Regions from separate parts of the Homo sapiens genome. Here region 2 is linked to region 1. A link is an interaction called in ENCODE POLR2A ChIA-PET data of the cell type or tissue named here. Cell type or tissue: MCF 10A. All regions are shown on one strand. Links, peaks and the distances in the headings refer to the core of each region. The heading gives the core; the rest is flanking DNA.

Evidence for each region. Peaks named below come from ENCODE experiments on the same cell type or tissue, not always from the same donor. Only the 100,000 strongest peaks of a DNase experiment are listed, where the experiment ranks them.
Region 2: POLR2A ChIA-PET joins it to region 1 with 5 read pairs; 2 of 35 experiments call an interaction of 5 or more read pairs at or near these places.

Annotation. Positions count from the first base shown.
Region 1 is chr3:171,649,945-171,658,263 of GRCh38, reverse strand. The region is part of intron 21 of PLD1 (phospholipase D1); the gene reads left to right. Among named protein-coding and RNA genes, the nearest start is that of PLD1, 160 kb to the left of the region's middle. In MCF 10A, for the core only: no CTCF peak of the experiment used is centred there; a DNase peak (open chromatin) is centred at 3,293.
Region 2 is chr3:171,728,549-171,736,867 of GRCh38, reverse strand. It overlaps PLD1 (phospholipase D1), which reads left to right. Exons shown (of 27, transcript NM_002662.5): 4 at 1,231-1,376; 5 at 1,898-2,003; 6 at 3,359-3,424. Among named protein-coding and RNA genes, the nearest start is that of PLD1, 78 kb to the left of the region's middle. In MCF 10A, for the core only: no CTCF peak of the experiment used is centred there; no DNase peak of the experiment used is centred there.

The DNA.
Region 1 (8,319 bases), core at 1,248-6,247:
GAACTGCCAGACTGTCTTCCAAAGCGGCTCTGCCATTTTATATTCCCATAGTATATGAGAGGTCCAGTTTCTCTGTATTTGCCAATACTTATTATTATCTCTCTCTTTGATTATAGTCATTCTAGTAGGTGTGAAATACCATTTAAGAAATGGTATTTCATTGTGATTTTCATTTGAATTTCTCTAATGACTAATGATACTGAGCATCTTTGTGTGTGCTTATTGGCCATTTGTGTATTATCTATGGAGAAATGTCTACTGAAATCCCTTGCCCATTTGTTCACTGGGGTATTTGACTTTTTATTTTTGAGTTGTAAGAATTCTTTATACATTCTAGATACAAGTCTCATATCAGATATATGATTCCTAGTTTCTCCCATTCGATGGCTTGTCTTTTTACTTTCTTGCTGGTGTCATTTGAAACAGAAATTTTTTTTATTTTGATAAAAGCTAACTTATCTATTTTTTTCCTTGTATCGCTTGTCCTTTTGGTATCTAAGGAATATAGATAGTGATATCTAAGAAATCACTGCCTGATCTAGGATCATGAAGATTTATGCCTGTTTTCTCCTGGGAATTTTATAGTGTTAGCTCCTACATTTAGATATTTGACTCATTTTGTTACTTTTTATATATGGGGTGAGTTAGGGGCCCAACTTTTTATTCTTTTGTTGATGGATATAGAGTTGCCCTAGCACCATTTGTTAAAAAGACTATTCTTTCCACATTGAATTGTCTTGGCACCAGGGACAATTTCTTCTTATGGCTGATTTCAGCTCCATTTAAAAGTAGCAGAACAAACACATAAGCAAAACCATTATATTTCATTACTTTAAGTCATTGAATGCACGCAGTGAAGAATAAGTGCATATGCATTTGGGAATTAAAACACTTTTTACTTCCAGTGTCATGTGGTACTTTGATATCTTTTTTCACATAATATTTGGGGACTTTTATACTTAAGGACATATTATAACAGTAACTATCAGCATTTTATGTGATTCACAGTTTATAACTACATTATCTCACTGAATCTTCACAACTACACTTGAGAGTAGGTCATGTATTTGTTGTTGTTATTGTTGTTATTATTGCTGTTGTTGCTGTTCCCATTTTTAGGATTAAAAACTGAGATTCAAGAGGTTATGTGACTTGTCTAGGCCACTAACCACAATAGGCAAAAAACAGCTTTGAGCCTAAATCTTTGGACTTTCAACCCAATGCTTCCCCTCACACCACATGACTCTAGTGCATTGATGGTTAGGATTAAAAACCCATTCAGGGCTTCCCCAAGCTGAGGCAAATGTGTTGGGCCTGTAGTTCCCTTCCCCTATTGACCAGCCATTGGATGCAGGCTGACCCTAGGGAGTGGGGATGACCTTGAGTGAGGCAAGTCCCTTTCACCTATGGAGGACTCCATACTTTTCATACCTGGAGGACTTCACTGTGAGTATTCCGTGGCCTACATGCTCAGTAGCTGATGGGATGGATGTCTTGATCCCATGGTGAGGGGATCTAGGCAGCACACTACAGCATCCATCATATCCTGCAGTGTGTACAGTGGATCTCACCTGTGACTACACATCAAAATCACCACTGACTTTTGCAAGATTACAGAGAGCTTGACTCACCTCCAGGCTTACTGGATCATAATTTCCTGGATCGGGGCCTGGCCCCGGTATTTTATACTGTTCCAAAGATGTGTTTTTAAGTGTTTGGAAGCCTGAAAGAATATTTTTCTTTACTGTAGTAATTTGTCTTTAAAAATCTGGACTTCTAAAATAATAAAATTAGGCTGGGCATGGTGGCTCACGCCTGTAATCCCAGCACTTTGGGAGGCTGAGGCGGGTGGATCACCTGAGGTCAGGAGTTTGAGACCAGTCTGACCAGTGTGGTGAAACTCTGTCTCTACTAATAGTACAAAAATTAGCTGGGCTTGGTGGTGCATGACTGTAGTCCCAGCTGTTCAGGTGGCTGCGGTAGGAGAACTGCTTGAACCCAGGAGGTGGAGATTGCAGTGAGCTGAGATCATGCCATTGCACTCCAGCCTGGGTGACAGACCAAGACTCTGTCTCAAAATAAATAAATAAATAAATAAATAAATAAAATTATAGTATTTTAGGGCTACAAGAAACTTCAAGATATTTTCTGATAGAACATTTCCTAGTGATCTTATGAGCTGCTCCTGAAAGGAAAAGGGATCTGTGACTTTAAAAATTATGGTAAAGTAGCACCTGTTGCAGATTGTATCTTACACTTGGAGTTTGACAGAGCACATTAAAGACTGGCAATTTCAAGTTTGCTTTGTGAAAAATGGGAAATTAGTTCATCAAATTTCAAATAAACCTGTGTCATTTAGCTCTGATCTCTCAATAGTCTCATTTTTTTGACAGACACATTTTCAAAATGGTACATATGTCACACATTTAGACTTTCAGTGGATACACACACACATTCTCAAAACATATTTTATGTTCCCCTCACCCCTGGCGTCTCTGCATTCTTGTTAATCTCCCTATGTTAATTGCAACTGTAAAATATATTTTCACTTAATTTCAAATCTGTGAGCTTGTGTTCTGTGAGCTTGTGTTAGGCAAGGTAAAGGCAGAATTAAAAAGCTTATCTTGGGCAGGTGTGGTGGCTCACACCTGTAATCCCAGCACTTTGGGAGGCGGAGGCGGGAGGATTTCTAAAGGCTAGAAATTTGAGACCACCTGTCTTTACAAAAAAATAAAAAATTATCCAGATGTTTTGGTGTGCCTGTAGTTCTAGCTACTTGGAGGCTGAGGCAAGAGGATTCCTTAAGCCTGAGAGTATGAGGCTGCAGTGAACTATAATCTCACCACTACACTCCAGCTTAGGAGATAGAATGAGGCCTCATCTCTAAAAAAATAAATAAATAAAAAATGAAAGAAACAACATATTTTGCAGGTTGCCACCCTGGGGTGACCCCTTTTCACTAATTAGGTGCCATGATGTGCCATCCCAAACTTACCCCTCTCTCTCCATAGACTTCTCTGGTCTCTACTTTTCTGAGACTCAGAACTTCCCTGCCAAAGTCACATTCTTAGCAACAAGTATAATTTTGGCTATTTGAAAAAGAATAGAATGCAGCCCAAAGCAGATGGAGGGAAATGACAGTCCGCAGTCAGCCAGGCCTCACCAAAGAATACAGGCCCTCTGCCAGGTCCCTCCTACCCTGGAGAAATCTGAGTCTTCAAATTGCCAACTCCCTGGACTGGTCTAAGTATTTTTCTGCCAGCGTTGGAATCCAGCCTCACAACAATTCCCCTAAGCAATTTCTCAGTTCCTCTCACTTCCTCTGGTTCCTTCTCAACAGCCATAATTCTTTATAGAAATAAGTTTTGCAAAGCCTTCATGTTCTGACATGACCTAGAGCCTCAGACTCATGTTTACCCCATGCTGACCTCAGAACAGCCGGGGGAATCAGAATAAAAAAAAAACAAAAAACAAATCTTCACTCTAATAAGTAAAACTGTCTCAGAGTTGAAGCCAGCTGCCCAACCCACTTGAAACCTTTCTTTGACAGCTCAAATGTGATTGGCGATCAGAGAGAAAAAAAATCATAATCCACAGTCTAAAATTTACTGTTTTATGCCATGTTTGACTAAGCCAAAAGATAGGACCAACTGATCCAGGTAGACACATTTTTAAACACTGTGTGCCATGAATGAATGGTTTCTGAGGAGATTCTCAGATCTTTGCACATGGAAACTTGACATGCATAATTTTTCTGCTTTGGTAGAAAGTCAGGAAGTGAGAAAGTGCATTTTATAGTGTTAGCAACAAACAGTTGACACACACAATGAAAATAGTCAGTTGACTTAATGCTTCTATGTTTTAATATTAAACTGCATTAAAAATATGCTATTAAACTACATTAAAACAACAATTTTGAACATTGTTCAAACTTACCATGTTCTTTTTTTTTTTTTTTTTTTTGAGACAGTCTTGCTCTGTCACCCAAGCTGAAGTGCAGTGGTGTGATCTTGGCTTACTGCAACCTCCATCTCCCGGGTTCAAGCAATTCTCCTGCCTCAGCCTCCCGAGTATCTGGGATTACAGGCACCCGCCACCACACTCAGCTAATTTTTTTGTATTTTTGGTGGAGACGGGGTTTCACCATGTCGGCCAGGCTAGCTTTGAACTCCTAACCTCAAGTGATCCGCCCACCTCGGCCTCCCAAAGTGCCCCTCATGCTTCTTATAACTGTAGAAGAGCTACTGCTTGCCTGTAAGTGGGTGGTATGGGAAATACCACACTGGGAAATCTGAAATTATTGGGGGACCAGATGTCTGGAGACCTGGATTCTCTCCAGCTCTGTTATCCACAGGTATGTGACCTTCTGAGTACGTCAGTTTGTCCTTCTGACACGCTGTTTCTTCACCAACCACGAATAATATTATCTGTTCTACGTAGCTTATATGAATATATGTGAAAGTAGTTTGTAAGCTGTAAAGCACCAGTTCATGTAAGAACTTATTATAGCATTTCCATGATATTCATCATCTGGAAATATGTTGTTCACTGTAAATTGAAGCAAGGATAAAGAGGCATCATATTCAAATCAGCTGTTTCAAAATTAGTATTTATGCTAGAAAAAGAAATGTTTTAATTTAAAAGATGCTTAAATGTTCCGTATTTTAAATTATTGGACGGCTACTTCTGGATAAGAAAAATTTGTTTTGGTTTCTCACGACTGGCTGTTGTTCATCATGTGACTTGTTTAGGCACACGATTACAACACTCTGTCTAGAGGTTTGCTGCCAGAAACCTATAGCTGACTCTTCCTGGGAATCAATTTTTGATTTCCCTGTTATTGATCTGATAACACTCTCCCCAAAATATAAAGTAAAACAAAATGTATTCTGAAGCATAATATGTGTTTAGTTTAGTATTGTTTTAATTTTAGATGCTATTTACTTTGTTGTTATTTGAAGATATGCAAGCCTTCTAATTGAAATCAGCAATTGATATAATTGAATAAAAATGTTACCAAATAGTTTCTGAGTCTTTCCACATAATCAGTGCTATACCTGTGTTACCTCATTCAGTCTTTGTATCAACTTTATGGGATTGGTTGTGTAATTACTCCCATTCTACAGATGAGGCAGCTGAGGCCTAGTGAAATTAGATAACTTAGCCAAGTCATACAGCTATGGTTGGATAGGAGTAGGACTCAAACCATGTCTGTAGGACCTCAACTTGTGCTTTTTACCAGTAAGCTACAAAGCTTCCCCCATTTCAAGGGATGTAGAAATTTTCGAATGGTAAGCCTCCCAGAAATCTATGAAAAATACTTTATTTTGAAATATAAAAAATTGAATGAGCTGGGCACTGTGGCTTATGCCTTTGATTCTAGCACTTTGGGAGGCCGAGGCAGGAAGATCACTTGAGTTCAGGAGTTCAAGACCAGTCTGTGCAACATAGTGAGACCTAGTCTCTACAAAAAAAAAAAAAAAAAAAAAAAAAAAAATAGCTGAGTGTGCTGGTACATGCCTGTGGTCCCAGCCATCCGGGAAGCTGAGGTGGGAGGATCTCTTAGCCTGGGAGGTGAAGGCTGCAGTGCGCCATGATTGCACCACTGCACTCCAGCCTGGGTAACAGAGCAAGACCCTGTCACAAAAAGAAAAAAAAAATCAGATGAATGTTTTATTTTTTAAAAGCAATGTTTGATAGATTAAAAGTTCTTGGGTTTAAAGAAAAATCTATGTCCATAATTACCATATCCTATAATTTTGTACCAAACTGAAAAGACATGTTGGGCTTGTTTCAGAAGCCTTGTCTTAAAGAAAATTCAACTGCAGTACCTTTTTTTTTTTTTTTTTTTGAGAAGGAGTCTCACTCTGTCGCCGAGGCTGGAGTGCAGTGGCGCGATCTTGGCTCACTGCAAACTCCACCTCCTGGGTTCACGCCATTCTCCTGCCTCAGCCTCCCGAGTAGCTGGGACTACAGGTGCCTGCCACCACGCCTGGCTATTTTTTTGTATTTTTAGTAGAGACGGGGTTTCACTGTGTTATCCAGGATGGTCTCGATCTGCTGACCTCGTGGTCCGCCCGCCTTGGCCTGCCAAAGTGCTGGGATTACAGGCATGAGCCACCGCGCCTGGCCAAAACACATTTTATCTAAGTATGCCAATCATTGGTTTCACATTTTTTCTTGTGGGATAACTCCCAAGCTCTGTACGATTTCTGGAGAAGAGGTTACCTTGGGACACAGATGACAACAGATCGTGGCAGGAGACCTTTTGATTTAGGTCATGTAAATGCTTTTATTCTATTCTAAAAATTGTATAAAATGGTAACCTCAGCAGATAGAGAAATGTAAAGATTAGCACAGGGCAGGGGCCAGCACTCATTTTGAGCCTGAGCATGTGCCCTGGAAAAGAGAGGAAGGAAGAAGGAGACTTAAAAATGACAATGAAAACCGTCTGGGCCATAGTGGGAACAGTTTAGTATAAGGTTCTATATAACCTCATTTGGGGGCCACTCAGGGCTAGGCTTGCCAAAGACTATCAAGCCCAGGGTGAAGTCTAAGTCAAACATGCTGGGGAATCCCTCAGCATTCTTATGTTTGAAAGCTTGCCATTTTCAAAAGATAACCAATGAGAAAACTGATGTGTGTTTGTGCACAATATATAATAGTTCATAATCTATGAAGTCACATAGAGGATAGGTAAAGTCAGTGCTAAATAGGGCCAGCATTTCTAGTGGACTAGTCATGATTTTAGCCAGTTCTTTCATGTGCAGATGAGGAAACTGAAGCCCAGAAGGATCTTCTCCTTTTAAAGGATTTGCCAAGCACAAAATAAAAGGGGTTATGTCCCAAACGACCAAGAAGCTACAGATCCAATTCCAACATAATTGATACCACCATAGTATAAAATTCTCTTTACACACACACACACACACACACACACCCTAAGCCCTAACCACAATTCTTCCTATTTCTGACAGTATTCACTGCTGCAAAATCTACAACGAGACGATTTATAGCAGCTCTTGAAGTTTACAGTAATGAAATACAAACTATAAATCTCAAATTCTCAAAAAAATAAAGTGTCTTGTCACTAGCGAAGCATATCAAGCTTCCTCGGGGCCTTCTTGCCAGACCCTGAGACCCAGTTGTGAGCAGATCAAGCTTCTCCTAACTGTCCTTCATGCTGAGGAGGGACTGTGGGTGAAGGAGGAGGGGCTTATGCAGCAGAGAAAAACAAGAAAAGGAAAGTAGAGGTACATCACTGCTGTGACCCATCTACATGGTACATTCGTACTCTGCTTTTAAAGGTACAAACAGCTTTATAGCAATCACAAAAATTTTAAAATTAATTTTTTTTTTTTTGAGACGGATTCTCGCTCTGTCGCCCGGGCTGCTGGAGTGCAGTGCCGCGATTTTGGCTCACTGCCAAGCTCCGCCTCCCGGGTTCACGCCATTCTCCTGCCTCAGCCTCCCGAGTAGCTGGGACTACAGGCGCCCGCCACCACGCCTGGCTAATACACACACACTACTATTTTCTGTTGAATTGTAATTTATTTTCTTTTCCTAGAGTTCATCTGAATTTCTAGCTCAAGCGCATTTCCACACAATAGGAGGGGTTTTAGTTTTAGTTTTGGCACTTCCTGATAAATGTGGCCAAATTCAGTGATTTCTCATTATTTCCCTTCTATATTCAGCATCAGGGTTCTACTCCTGCCTCCTCTCCCTCCACATCCCGTCCTTGATCTTAATGCTATGGGGCCCTGGATCTTTGGAAAGGGGCTTCCAGACACTGATGTTGATCTCCCTCCGGCCTGTTCTGGCATCTGCTTAACGTAGCTTGGGGACGTCAGCCTTCACCTTTCAGGCCTGCCTCTCTACCACTTCTCCTCTGCTCCTGCCACATCGCATAGCTGCTGAACGACATGCTCCACATTTCTCTGGAGTTCACCTGAAAGCAAGGCACAGATCCTCCTGGCTCTCATATCCTCACATTGAAAAGAGAGTGGGGTCTATCCTGTTTTTCCCCGAACTCAGCTTGAGGCCAAAGGACTGATTCCTTGCCCTGAGTCTTGCTCTTATTTCTCTACACTCCTGCCTCAGCTTAGAGAATCTCTCCAGTTCCCCAAATCTAAAAGAAGTTGATGTTTTTGTGTCCTGCTTCCCTTGTGAGAGTGCCACCCCGGGAGCAATGCCTGCTTCGTTTCTCCGGTCACAGAGTGGGGGAAGTTAACACATTTAAAGGGAAAAATGATTTAATGTTTTATAGCATTGGCCTGCCACATTTTTATTCTCTTATAACATTGCATTGGGGCCATTTTA
Region 2 (8,319 bases), core at 1,894-6,893, 78 kb before region 1:
CTTTTCTCTGTTCCTGGCTGGATTTTGCAGTTGTTAAGTCTCCGGGGGAGGACAATTGCTGCAGGGTGGTGACCTTTGTCCCTTCAGGCTAAGATCTAGCCATGGCAGAGTAAGGCCACCACTGCCTCCTGCCTCAGGGGAAGCACAGATTAATAACCAGCTGTCAGGGCATGCTTTGCCTTCCCTTCCTCCTTGTCTTTTGGAGGTGGCATGCGCTGCATTGCTTTCTGGGTGGTTTTGCCTGGTGCTGTGTCCCAGCCTACCTGCACATGTACTGACTCCCAGCTTACACTCATTTTGGTGTCAGCCTCTGGTTTAGGCTTTCCCTGTGACTCGGGTCCATGTCTCCCTGATACACCACTGAGCACAACTCCCTCAGAAATGTCTCTAAGATGAGCTTTGTTTTCTTATTTCACCTGCCAGCATTTAGATTGAAAGATAATAACATGTGGGGGTAAATGACAGACTCTAGAGGCAGACTGCATGGTTTAATTCATCTTTGCCTTGTGATCTTGAATGAGTGACTTAACCTCTCTGTTCCTGTTTCCTCTTCTGAATAAAGGGTATAACAGTGCTTACATTATAGGTTTATTACAAAGATTTAGTAATAATAATACATATGTATTATATTATACAAGTATACACTGTATACTCATTACTGCAGTCACTTTTTCCACCCACCCCTCCTTAACACTGGTGGTTCCTTAGGGTGGGTGGGTGGTATAGACAAGGCTGGACCTTGGAATGTGTTTCACAAGAGAAGGAGAGAAGGCATGTCGTGCCATTTCTGAAGAACAAAAACAGCCAAGATGGTGCTGTTAGTATACAATACGTCTCACCCCTGCCAATTGCCTGGTGCACGGCTTATATTTGTGGACTGGACCCCTGAAGGCTAATTAGGGCCTTTCTCATTGTCTCCTCCACCTAGTTCTTCATTTCAGGTGTGTGTGTGCGTGGATGCATACACGCACATATGTTGGAGGAACAGCGTTTGTAGGAATCGTCTCGTGTGATTGAAAGTTTGTCTTATGTAATTCATCAAGTGAACATTTAGAGAATATTATTTCTGCAATTGGCTGCTTTTGAAACAAATTTACTTAAGTACTTACACAAAATAAGTAGGCTGGACTTAAGTATACTTCTCTGTTACTAGTTAAATATTGTTCACTGAAAGCTTTTGGAATTTTTGTTGTTATCTAAAATATCAAACATTTTTATGTATCACTGTAGGTACCAAGTATTAATCTTTACACTATTGAATTAACACATGGGGAATTTAAATGGCAAGTTAAGAGGAAATTCAAGCATTTTCAAGAATTTCACAGAGAGCTGCTCAAGTACAAAGCCTTTATCCGCATCCCCATTCCCACTAGAAGGTAACCATTTTGGAATTAATTATGCCAGTATACAAGTTGAATGGAAAGTGTATTTTGTCTGGGTGTGGTAGCTCACACCTGTAATCTCACCACTTTGGGAGGCTGAGGCAGGAGGATCAGTTGAGGTCATGAGTTTGAGACTAGCCTGTGTAACGTAGCAAGACCTCCTCCCTATAAAAAAATTAAAAATTTAGCTGGACGTGGTGGCACGTGGTGATAGTTAGTAGTTCTACCTACTCAGGAGGCTACAACAGGAGGATTGCTTGAGCCCAAGAGTTTAAAACTGCAGTGAGCATGATTGTACCACTGCACTCCATCCTGGGTGACAGAGTACATCCAATCTTTAAAATAAATAAATAAAAAGTGTATTTAATTCACAATATCGGCTAACTAGTCTATTGTTGGTAGATATTTTCAATTAAATAGTCTCTTAAAAATATGCCGTCTCATGAAAGACATACTAAAGTCATAGTCACAGAATAATCTAGTAGGTGTTTGCATTCTGTGTGTTTGTGTTTTAGACACACGTTTAGGAGGCAAAACGTCAGAGAGGAGCCTCGAGAGATGCCCAGTTTGCCCCGTTCATCTGAAAACATGATAAGAGAAGAACAATTCCTTGGTAGAAGAGTAAGTTTCTTCACTATTCTGTGGTTTTAAACCTAATTTTGCAGTGCTGTAGAAACACAGCATCTACTGAGGGGTGAAGTAGGCCTGGCTACAACTCCTCTCATCCACTCATTGATCCCCAGGCTGGTTTAGCTTTTCTGGAACTAGTTAGGCAGTCCCTTCTTTCCCCAAGCCATACAGTGCATTTTCTCAGAAGAGGAAGAGCGTTCTTGGTTAGGCCTTGACATTATGAAGAAGCTGTTCTCCCTGCTAGAATCTCCTTGGGCTTATTGTGAGTCAAAGATTGAACTCATTGTTGTGGGTTTTGAGATCTACTCTTTTAAAATAATATTTTCCATACATAAGTTTCCGTGTTTGTAATAGCCCATCTTAAATATATGTAAAATCTCATTCCTAAACTATAGATGGAGCAGTTAGGGCCTGAGAAGAGTCTGACGGAGTACAGACAGGCACAGCACTGGGACAGAAAACTCCAGAGGAGGGGCACTTCTGCCTGCTCTGCTTCCAAGATGGGTGCTGCAGAGTGTGGACAATTAATTTTTTTTACTAGAAAATGAACAAGTGTTTGTTAATTTCTGTCAGTTCTGTTTTGTAATCTGAAATGTTTATGTTCCAGAGGGAATGTTTGATTTCTCCTTTGTAGTTGTCATCTTGTTTAAAATCTTTGTAGGCATCTGGACCAAATATTTTCCAAGATACCTAGACATATAAAATTATATAGTTTTGGTTTACTGTGTGCACATGTATGAATTCAACTGAAAATGACACTTAGTGATTCAGCAAAAGCATGCTGGATTTTACATCATGGTCAATATGATTGACATATGTTGCTCCAGTGCCCCAAGCCTATATCCCTCTACTCCCCTGCTGCCTCCACACACAGTTTAGCATATTTAAAATCAGTACATTCTACTAGAAAGTCTTTTAACCTTTCTCCACCTTTGTTTCCTGAAAAGCTGTTTAAAATTTGTAGTGTATCTTTCAGTAAGTTCAGTGTTAGAATTGAAAAAAAAATGAAAGTTTTTGGTAATATCAACAAATGCTTTAAAACAACTTATAGCAAGTCCTGCTATAATAGCTATATACATATAATAGGGCTTGTCAGCAGTTTATAGAAGACCTAAGCATATGGAAAGTTAAACAGTAAGAAGATATTTAAATAATAGTTCAAGAGAAATATGGAAATAACACCTTAATGCTATTCAGGATTCCTTGCTCCATGATTATATTAATAAATAATTGAATAACTTGTAGAAGTTAAGATGAAAATGATGATCTCATCATTGTCACTACTGTTTAATTTTTAAAAATAAATATGACCATGTTAACACTTATCTAAAATATTTGCATTACAGAAACAACTGGAAGATTACTTGACAAAGATACTAAAAATGCCCATGTATAGAAACTATCATGCCACAGTAAGTACTAGTCAGTGATTTAAGTTTGGAGTAATTTTCACTATAGTAAATTGTCAGCTAAATTTTGGATCATTTTAATAACACAAGTGATTGTATCCACACCTACATTCGTCCTTGCATTAAAATAAATTAAGTGAATACAAAGTTGATTTTACAGCAAGGATCCAGTTTACAGTGGTGTGACGCTGTTTTAAAAAGTTGAGTAGAACTTAATATGTCTATAACAATAGATTTAAATGAACTTGAAATCCTGCTATAGGCTAGATTATCTAGAAATCAACCTTCTTCTCTTCTCAGGTTTCCAGGATAATGCCAAAAAGCATTTTTTAGCTACAAAGAGTAACTGTTGAGTAGTAAGTGATGAAAACAGTTGAGTGGAGTTGAATGCCTGAAGATTTTGTGGTGCGTAGGGCGATTGCCATCTGATTGGTTTGTCATGCCTGTTAAAGGCATGTCTTTTCATGTGAAAGTGAGAAGCATGAGAAAAGCTAGGAAAGAAAAAACCCTTGAGGAATCCAAGTAAAGAAAGAAGAGGCGATGGGGCTTAGATGCAGCCACAGAGATTAAGCTTGGGGTATGCAGCTGGCAAGCAGGGAGGGAGTGGGTTTTCTAGTGTCAGCAAACAAGTAGCTCTGCACTATTAAAGGTGGGGTGTTTTTAAAGGTTTAGCCTTCAATTATTCAGAGGCCTGGATAACTGAGAATGCATGGTTTATCGTATGTATGTATGCATTTGTATGAATTGTATGGTTATGGGGGCTGTATGCATCTATATTATATATGTGCAGAACTCTAGAGTTGGTGCAATTGTGATTTGTCCGCTAGTTTAGAGAATGGCATCACATAAACACATAAACTGAAACAGTAAAGACTTTAGTGTATTTTGGAGAGGATGCAAGAGCATTTGGCTCTGCGAGTTTCTCATGACAGGAGCTGCCTTCCTGCTGCCTTGCAGCACATGGTTTGGAGTCTGGTCCAAATATACATCCAGCTGTCCCATTACACACAGGTGACCTGGATCCAGGTCACTACCTGCCTCCAGCAGCAGCTTGCACTGGGGCATTCAATGGACTTGAGGGAGCTTCTATGTCTTCATAAACCTGGAGAAGGGTTTTCTCAGGAAAACAGGAATTTGGGTTGCACCAGAGGATCTCAAGAGAAGGATGATGGGAGGCAGGGGTTTCTTTTCTTCTAGGACTCAGGAACTTGTATTGTTGAAATAACAATGAATAAGGATACTACTACTATTGTTAATAAAAATGATACCTCCTGTTGTGTTGTCTGAAATCCGACATGCTATTTTCTTTAACAGACAACTATTTAAATGTGTATTAGTATCCATATGCAATAATTTTCCATTTCTTTTACTTTTCTGCCTGCCTGTGACTTTACTTTTACTATTTCTTTTGGCTGTAACCATTCTTGGTGAGTTCATTCTTCTCTTTTCATGTACTTTTCTACATTTGGGATTCTACTGTTGACTAAAGAATGTTTAGATTTAAAAAGTGTTCTTTTTAATGACTTTTCCAGTCATAAAAATATTTTCAAAGTTAGGCCATGTTGTATTTAGAAATCCCAGAGTGACCTGTAAACATTTCCTTTGGAAGGGAAAGCCTCATTAGCAACTGACTGTGAATAGATTCTCCTCTCATTTTCTTTTTTTTTTCTTTTTTGGGATGGAGTCTTGCTCTGTTTCCCAGGCTGGAGTGCAGTGGCATGATCTCGGCTCACTGCAACCGCCGCCTCCCGGGTTCAAGTGATTCCCCTGCCTCAGCCTCCCAAGTAGCTGGGACTACAGGTGGGATTACAGCAAATTTTTGTATTTTTAGTAGAGACGAGGTTTCACCATGTTGGCCAGGATGATTTCGATCCCTTGACCTTGTGATCCGCCCGCCTCTGCCTCCCAAAGTGCTGAGATTACAGGCGTGAGCCACCGTGCCCAGCCTCCCTCTCATTTTCGATGGTTACTGAGATTATTCTCTCCAACAGCTGAATTGTTCAATATGATTCAAGCATAGGATACAATTTGATATACATTAATTCTCTAACATTCTTTTTCTTTAAATGTAGTCTGGCCTAAAGACTAGATCTGTAGACCTCTGCCTCATATTTGTGAAATGAGATTGGAATTTACATGTTTTCTTCAATAATTGTGAGAAATACTAAAAAAGTATCTGTTAAAAAATGCTTTACTGTCTGTAAAAAGCATATTAAAAGTTATTTTAACATGTATATAATAAATTTATACTTTTATAAGTATAAAACAAACCTATTTTAAGTTAATTCAGGTCCATAAGCAGATAGAATCATGGATCATAGGTCAAGGGACTGAATAGGATATGTTCTTAATCTCTATAGGGCCATCCAGATCTGTATTTGGAATAAGTGTGTTTAACAAATAGCTCAAGTGATTCTTATCATCAGGAGTTTGAGAACTAAACTAAAATGCTATGATCAGCTTAGAAATGTCTTGGTAAAGTTAGACCACTTTAAAAAGTGGAGACAGGGCTGGGCGCAGTGGCTCATGCCTGCAATCCCAGCATTTTGGGAGGCCAAGGCAGGTGGATAACCTGAGGTCAGGAGTTCGAGACCAGCCTGGACAACATGGTGAAACCTCATCTCTACTAAAAATACAAACATTAGCTAGGCGTGGTGGTGGGCGCCTTTAATCCCAGCTACTTGGGAGGCTGAGACAGAAGAATCGCTTGAACCCGGGAGGCGGAGGTTGCAGCGAGCCACAGTTGCGCCACTGCACTCCAGCCTGGGTTATAGAGGAAGACTCTGCCAAAAAAAAAAAAGTGGAGATAGATTTATTATAAAGGTGTTTGTATAATAGGATTTTCCCCAAAGGAATTTGGTTTAGGGTTCTAAGCACTGACATTATTTTTCTTAAGTAGCCTCTGAAATTAGACATGGACAGTTCTTTCCTCTCACTTTTATACAGCCATTGGTTGGGTTTGTGCTCAGACCTTCTCTCCCATGATTATGAAGACTTCCTCTGCTTTTAATTCTTTTTTTTTTTTTCCTTCTTGTGGTTCTGCAAAGGAGAGCATCCTAGTGTTTTAGTGTAGTCATGATCAGACAGTTGCCTCAGAGACCATTGGTGATTTGTTCAGTTTTCTTTGCTCATTTGTAAAATGGGGACAAATGTATTTCCTCTTTACCCTAAGCATAAATATGTAAAAAAATAGCAATATCTGAGTTGTGTAATAACATACAAAAAAATCTCAAACAAGAATTCCTTTTGTATTCTGAAATTGTATTAGTGCTGGCTGTAGTAGAGAACTCACTAGCTAGGCATTTTAATTAGTAACTGGAAAATGCTTATCTTCCAGGGAATTAAAATCAGAGGAATAAGGAGCAATAAATGTACCTTTTTCATACCTGAGATTAAAATCTAGAAATGGAACAAATTGTACAATTTCCAAGAGAAGGGCCCTAAGGTGATAGGATCGTATCTCTACCTTGAAGTAAATCATTTAACTTATGTGACTCAGATTTCTTATCCCCAAGAAGGTGATTAGCTTGAAATCCTTGGGTAAAACATCCCACAGATCAATAATACTGAGTTCACCTCTCCCTTGTTTTGTAGAATGAACTTTAACTTGAGGGGAAGAGTAGGTAAAGAATAAACGTGCACACAGTGTTTTCATTCCAACAGGGAAAAGCTATACTAATTTGAACAGCTGCATCTTCAAATTAAGGGAAATATTTTCTTTCTTATGATTGAGTCTTAGCGTTGAGAAGGACTTTAGGCCTTTGCCCAGCCTCCCAGTTTCCTTCATAGATTAGATGTCCTCTTTGTTCCCTGCCTTTCCTGGAGTACCTGAGTCTACAAGGACATTGCCCAACTCAATGCTCTTACCTTCCTTGTATCTGATAATTTCCCACCTGGCCATTTACTTGAGTTTTTGCTACCTGGTAAATAAAAGGAGCCTCTGAAAGTCACCCTTCTCTTACAATACAAGGATGGGTGGAAGGGGCAGTGTGTACGTGATTGCCAAGTAATTTTCAGGATTTTTTGTTACCCCTAGGGCTTGTTGCTTGTCTCTTGGCATGGAAATATTTTTGCTTCTCTGTTTCTCTAACGTTTTTAGTATCCAATTGGTAGATCATGTTGGAATTTTTTACTTGAGACCACTTTCCACCTAGTGCCAAGAACATTATTGCATTGCAACATTATTTCAATTGTATTCATATTTTACAAATTCCTTTGCCAAAAAAACAAAGACAAAAAGGTATTGATTATACATTACTCAAAAGATCAATGGAATAAGCCCTGCGAAATGCCGTTAGGCTAAATTGATCTTTAAATTCTTATTCCTGAGAATCACTTGCCCAAATGGATAATGGAATTCTTATCACTGAAGATGTACTAAGAAGTTTGGACAACATCATCTTTGTTAAATTTCAATTTTTATTAGTTAGGTTTGCCTCTCAGTTGACCCTGACACATTTACTTTCAATTTGATAACTCTGTATTAGAAAAACGTTTATTGCCAGATTTTTTTTTCTGTATAATAGGCCTGGTTCCTTCTGGAAATCTCTCTCCAGTCAAACTTTACTAAGCCATTAGGATAAATTAAATTTCATATTAATGTGTAACTTTCAATTTTCTACATTATTAATGTGTCTACTTAGCTGAGATTCTTTACGCTTAGCAATTTTGTTATGATATACTCCAAAAGTTATGATTTCTGAATGATTTCAGAGAATATTTCTGTTGTCAACTATTTGATGATAACAGCTATGTAAATAAGAAAATATCCAGGCATTAGATTAGTGGCTTCCTTGATTTTTGTTTTCATTTCCTATTCTTCCCTTCGGTTGTTCTGGGACTTTGCATAAGTTAGTTATGCCTCTGTAGTAGACTATAGTCTTCAAATGTAAACTAGG